Regions from separate parts of the Homo sapiens genome. Here region 2 is linked to region 1. The links are chromatin loops, found by intact Hi-C in ENCODE. Cell type or tissue: spleen. All regions are shown on one strand. Links, peaks and the distances in the headings refer to the core of each region. The heading gives the core; the rest is flanking DNA.

Region 1 (2,913 bases), core at 162-2,661:
TTATTAATGCTAATAACAGTACTTTACGTGTATAGTATTTTCCTCTTTCAAGCCGTTTTTATCAGAGACCACATAGTCTTGTCTGATTTGAAATATGACATTAAGGATGCATATTTAAATCTCCCACTACAATTGCAGACTTCTTCTTTCTCTTTAAATTCTATTTTTTTTGTTGTTTCCTTTATTTTGGGACTATCTTATTAGGTACATATAAGGTTATGCCTATTATATTTTCTTGATTAATTGCTATCTTCATCATTATATATTATCACTCTTTATCCTCTGTAGTGCTTTTTGGTTTAAACTATATTTTGCTTGGTATAAATATAACTACACTGGTTTTTTTTAAGTATTTGCTTGATAAAACTTTGCAATTTTTTGCTTGTTATCTTTCTGCAATTTTATATTTTATACATATCTGTTGTAAAGAAGACATTGCTGAGCCTTCAAGCTGCTGAATTTGATCCATTTACACTTATTTTGATTACAGATAGATTTGGAATTTCAAAAAATGTATCTTTGTAAGGCACACTTTGTTTTGGGCAGATTCATCTGATTTTATAAAATGAGAAAACAAACAGAAAAAAGTTAAATAATTTTGTGAATGCTATAAAATAAAACAGTGAAATTGCTAATTATTTTAAGGCCACTGTGCAGAAAACTGCTTAAACATATATGAAAATAACACAGCTCTTAACAGATTGCCCTAGTAATTTCCGTAGAACTTCTGTAAGTATATAGAAATTAAAAATGGGATTGGATTAATAATTGTATAATAACACTATCTGGACTTTAACCTTGATTTTCTTTTTTCTTATATGCAATTATACTGAAACATGAAGATAAAATATACTAATTTTGTTCAGATTATCTACCTCAAATGAAGCAAATACAGTATTTTTCAACGTGTAATTGTCTACTTTTCAAAATAACTTTTTATTAAAGAAAGGCTCATAATGCTATGCCTTTAGACAGTACTCCTAATTAATGTAAGATTTCAGCAACACAACATTACACAGAGAGATTACACATGCAATCATAAAAAACTACATATAAATATTTAAAAACATGACATTTGTGAATTATTTCAACCTTCACAGACTTCTTTATAAGCATGTTTCATGAAAAATAAGGGGTCCAGATATAACTCTAAGTTAAACCGTACTTTAAGTTAAACCTTAAGTCTCCCCATAAAGGTGTCCTAGAGCAGATGTCCACCGATCCAGGCATTGCAATGCCTGGGAATCAATGGTGTAATCAGCAAGGTGGAATTGGATATGTGGTGATAGCTATCGATGTTTATGACAGGTGGGTGCACCGTCAAGTTGGAGTCTGAACTTGATAAATTGGCGCTCTTGGAAAAGGTGGGTGAGAGTCATTGTGGATGTGGATAGGAGCAGAGCGGTTCTGAGCAGGACGCCAAAACAGAGGAAGCTTCGGAGGACGCTTGTGCCTTCCTGAGAATGAGGCCACGGAGCACAGCGGGAGCCAGGGGGAGTTTCACAAAGGCTACTTTTGACTTGGTTTTGCAATCACCTTTTTACTAGTAGGTTTTGTTTCGTTTGTCTTCTGTTGGGAATTTAAATATTAGGAAAACAATTTGGGATTATCTGTCTAGACTACCCTGTCAGTCCATCTGAGGCTTGTGTCATCTTAGAGCTAGCTATATATTAGGTAAGGCTTAAAGGCTAGCTGAAGGGTGACGCTTCCCTCAGCTAGGAGGAGATGGTTTTTTAAAGGCTTGCTGAAGGGCGGTGCTTCCCTCAGCTAGGAGGAGATGGTTTTTTACAGCAGTGCTGACTCCACAGGAAGCCACCCAGTGTGCTAGGAACCACACTGGAAACACAAATCTGGAACTGGTTTGTTTTTGTTGTTGGGGGTGTTAACATGTTACCTGAAAATTAATAATCTTTTAAAGATGTGGCAAAGCCTAATGGCACCCTCCTGGGTAGCAAGTCCAACGTTGTCCAGGCACTCACCATTTACAGAACGAATATTGCAAAACGGTTTTCTGGGCTTGTGTTGTTTCCTTCCCTTCTTTCTTTTTTCTTGCTTACTGGCACTAAAAGTCAGCCTTTCATTGTTGAAACAGTTGACCATAATCTTAATTTACATTTACTCTATGTTTCATCATAAGCTGTAATGCCTTTTAGCATAAAGTGGATTAATCAGAAATCGTAGCCGAATTGGCAATTCAATTGTTAATAGTACTGTTTCTAACATTCAAAAACTTTTCCTCTGTTTCGAATTTATTCATTTTAAATGACTGGAACAAATTTGAGCAAGTAAAAGCTGGTAAGCTTGAGATTTTTCTGGTTTAATTATTTTTCTGGTTTCACTTTAGCTTTTAAATCCTTAGACTATGGTCACAAATATAATCCAGTGCATAATTGTCTCCTAATTTGACTGACGACTTAACTGCTGAGTTGTTTTATGGCTTTTCACATGGTTATACTGAAGGACAGTCTACATGCACTTGAAAAGATGATATATTCTGCTGTTGTTGAGAATGGTCCCTAGATATTAGTTGGGTCAAGTTGGTTAATAGTGTTGTTCAAATCTTCTGTATCCTGGCTACTTTTTCATCTGGTTTTCCATCAGTTATTCAGAGTGGGATATTAAAGTGCCCAACTATCATTGTGCAATTGTCTATTTCTTTCTCCAGTTTTATTAGTTTTGCTTCATTGTAAAAATATTTCATGTACTTTGACACTCTGTTATTAGGTGGGTATATATTTACAATTATATTTTGCTGGTAAATTGACTTTTTTGTAATTATAAAAATCCTTATTAAGTTTTAGTAATGTGTTTTGTCTTAAAATTTACTTTGTCTGATATCAGTATGGCTACTATAGCTCTTGCACGATTACTGCTTGCATGGTATATGTTTTTTCATCATTTGCTTTTAAACGA
Region 2 (2,913 bases), core at 234-2,733, 280 kb before region 1:
TACGCTTGGAGAAAGAACAGGTTTCGTCACGGCCTTCCCACTCTGACCAACAGCACCTTGGGATGTGGGGGGCACTGACATGAGGAACCCCCCAAGCAGGTCTCCCTTTCCCCAGCAAGAAGCCCCTGCTGGCCCAGGTGGCTGGGAGAGCTGCAGACAGCACCCAAACCACTCACTGGGGTGCCACCCGCACTCTGCACCCTGCACCCCACACCCTGTAGAGCAACCCCATGTGCCAGCGAGCGGCCTCAGAGCAGCCTGCCCAGGCCCGGGGCTCGTGGCTTGCCTGTTTCCCGGGTGGGGGAGGGCAGAAAGGAGAGTGTGAGGGAGCGGCTGGCTGAGAGATTAGGATCTCAGCTCCTCTACAAGATGCATGAGCCTCGCCGCTCCTGTGCGGGCCCCATTCCTCTTCTGATCCATTAGCGGGGTCTCCATCACGGCTGTATCTCCCTCGGAGGTCGGGTAGCATCCATCCTGGCTGGCCGCACCCGCATTTCCGTGTCGCATGATCCATCCGGTGCCTCTGCAGACAGCAGGCACTAGGACAGATGGGCTGGAGCTGGCATATCGTGCGGATAAACTGTTTATCACTCCATTGACGCCGCTCCATCTCCCCGCAGCTGACCCCACGCTCACTAATGCCTAGATAGTGGGCAGGAGAACGGCCGTCCCTGGGGGTCATGGTGCGCGTCTCCTCGTTCTTTGGTGCTGAGGAAGGAGGTGGCAGAGGCCTTGGAGCAACAGAGCCAGGGTTGTGGGAGAGGAAGGTGGCTGAGTGTGGTGAGGGCCCTGCCAGGTGCTTTGGGAGTCCTGTGGGACTGCAGAATGAGCACGTTCGCTCCATCGTTTGACGACAAAGGCACCCGGTGTCCCTGAGCCGAGCACGCCCCGTCCACTTGGTGGGGGCATTAGCCTGTCGGAAAGCTGCCTGGTCCAGGGGGGCTTTCAGCCCGCAGGACGCCGAGAGCTGTCTGTAAACCTCTCCATGGTTGTGTGGGCCTCGGGCCGAGGCAGCCTGCAGTGAAGGAAGATGTTTTGGAGAAGTTGTTGGGGGGCTGAATCCCTAAACGCAGGGGACACTTCACGCCCGTGGAATTTGGAAAACCGAGGCAGGGAGCAGGGAAGGGTGTGGGACTCGGGAAGGGGAGCAGCTGGTGCTCCTTTAACTCGCCCGGTGGCAGTTCAGGGTGTTTCCATCTGAGATCCTACACTCAGCCGGGGGCCCACGGTGTAGCGGGTCGTCAGCCGGGCCCCGGGCCTTCTGGGCAGCAAGGGCCCTGGCAGGACCCTGAGGGCTGGGCCAAGGAGGGCAGTTCGCTCCGGGGCACCTGTCAGGGGCCCCACACGGCTGCTTTTAGGCCAGGGGTGGCAAAGACGCTGCTGCCGCCTGCTCTGGGCTCGGCTCCCATGGCTGTGAAGGACCCTCGTCACTCCCCGTCGCCTGCCTGGGCTGCCCGGGGACCCTCCTGCTGCGTCAGCACAGAGCCTGGAACCGCGGCCAAGGCAGGAAGCTCCCCTGTGAAGGCACCAAGCACGGCAGACGCCCTCACATCGCCGGGGCCCGTTTCCCTGTGGACGGGAAGTGGGAACGTGACGTGGACGTGACGTGGGAACGTAACGTGACGTGACGTGACGTGACGTGGCATGGCGCGAGGACAGCGCGGCGGGAGCGGCGCCTCAGATCCAGCAGGGAGGGAGACGAAAGGCGGATGGAAGAGGGGCCCCCGGACCCCGCCCCTCGAGGCTTGTGTGCCGCCCTGGCTGCGGCGTTCTGGGCGACGGGAAACAGAGTCAGGACACAGACCAGGGAGGGCCGGGGCAGAGCCAGGGCACCTGCGGGCGAGGACGGCTGGGTGCTGGGTCCCCGGCGTCAGGGCGCAATGCCGCCTGCTGGGCGTCACCCTTTCCCAGGGCTGCTGGGACACGTGGCCGCAGCTGCTTGGCTCACCACAGCGGAAGTCGGTCTCTCTCATCCTGGAGTCCGCGCGGCTGAGGGCGAGGTGTCCTTCCGGGGGCCCTGAGGGGCTCTGTCCCCGGCCTCTCCCCTCGGCGCCCCTGCCCGGCCAAGCATTGCGCCAAGCCCACCCCCACCTCACGTGGCGGCCTCCTCCCCGGCTTGGGGACTTCTCTCTGTCACTTGCAAAAACACGCGTCCTTGGATTTAGGGCCCTCCCTGTTCCCGGAGGCTCTCATTTCAAAGTCCTGACCTTAAGGACAGCTGTAGGACCCAATTTCCAAGCAAGGTGGCATTCCCAGGCAGGAGGGGTTAGGACCTGGGTGTGTTTTTGGGGGGACTCCATTCCGCCCCTGACAGGGCCTCAGGGTGGCCACTGCTTCTAAAGTTGGATGTGGGGCTTGTAGACTTGCCACGGCCATCCTGGTATTTTTGAGTATTTGAAATGACAGATTTACCACCTAGGAAAGTGAAGCAGGTGCGAGCGAGTACCGAGGCTGTTCGTTCAGGCCCCCACCCCTCGCTGCAGCCCCCACCTTGACCCAGCCTCGCCTGTCAGTCCTTCCCATCCACCTGTTCTGGGGCCACTGGCACCATGTCCTCTTCCTCCCTAACCATGCCGAGGGGTCATCGCCTCTGGTTGTCAGCCTCCTTCCCATGGATGTATGTTCTTCCCACCACTGGTCAGCCCCTCCTGGTGTCTACCGGAATCTCAGCTCAAGTGACTGATCCGGAGGGACCCCCCCCGCCCCCTGCCCCGCTACAACCTTGCCCTTGCCTTGTGTGTGAAGAAGTAGAGTTGCTAAGGGCTGGCAGCTGTGAACCCTTGTGGGGAGTGGGGACTTGAGGGCCTGGGCCTGGGGCACCTGGAGGAGCCCAATCGCCACCTGCAGCCACCCAGGGCCGCCAGGCACCAAGGGGCCCCAGGACCCCAGGCACTGTGTGTCCATCTCAAGAGT

The links. A loop is a pair of places that touch in the nucleus more often than their neighbours do. Peaks named below come from ENCODE experiments on the same cell type or tissue, not always from the same donor. Only the 100,000 strongest peaks of a DNase experiment are listed, where the experiment ranks them.
Region 2: a loop joins it to region 1, with 3 times the contacts of the local background. A loop is called at or near these places in 12 of 110 quality-filtered maps.

What each region holds. Positions count from the first base shown.
Region 1 is chr5:2,023,741-2,026,653 of GRCh38, forward strand. All of the region lies in intron 2 of LOC105374618 (a long non-coding RNA gene), which reads left to right. Among named protein-coding and RNA genes, the nearest start is that of CTD-2194D22.4, 140 kb to the left of the region's middle. In spleen, for the core only: no CTCF peak of the experiment used is centred there; no DNase peak of the experiment used is centred there; H3K27me3 peaks cover 1,790 bases.
Region 2 is chr5:1,745,039-1,747,951 of GRCh38, forward strand. No RefSeq gene overlaps it. Among named protein-coding and RNA genes, the nearest start is that of MIR4277, 38 kb to the left of the region's middle. RefSeq lists an enhancer at 294-793. In spleen, for the core only: no CTCF peak of the experiment used is centred there; DNase peaks (open chromatin) are centred at 302, 842, 1,174 and 1,613; H3K27me3 peaks cover 1,951 bases.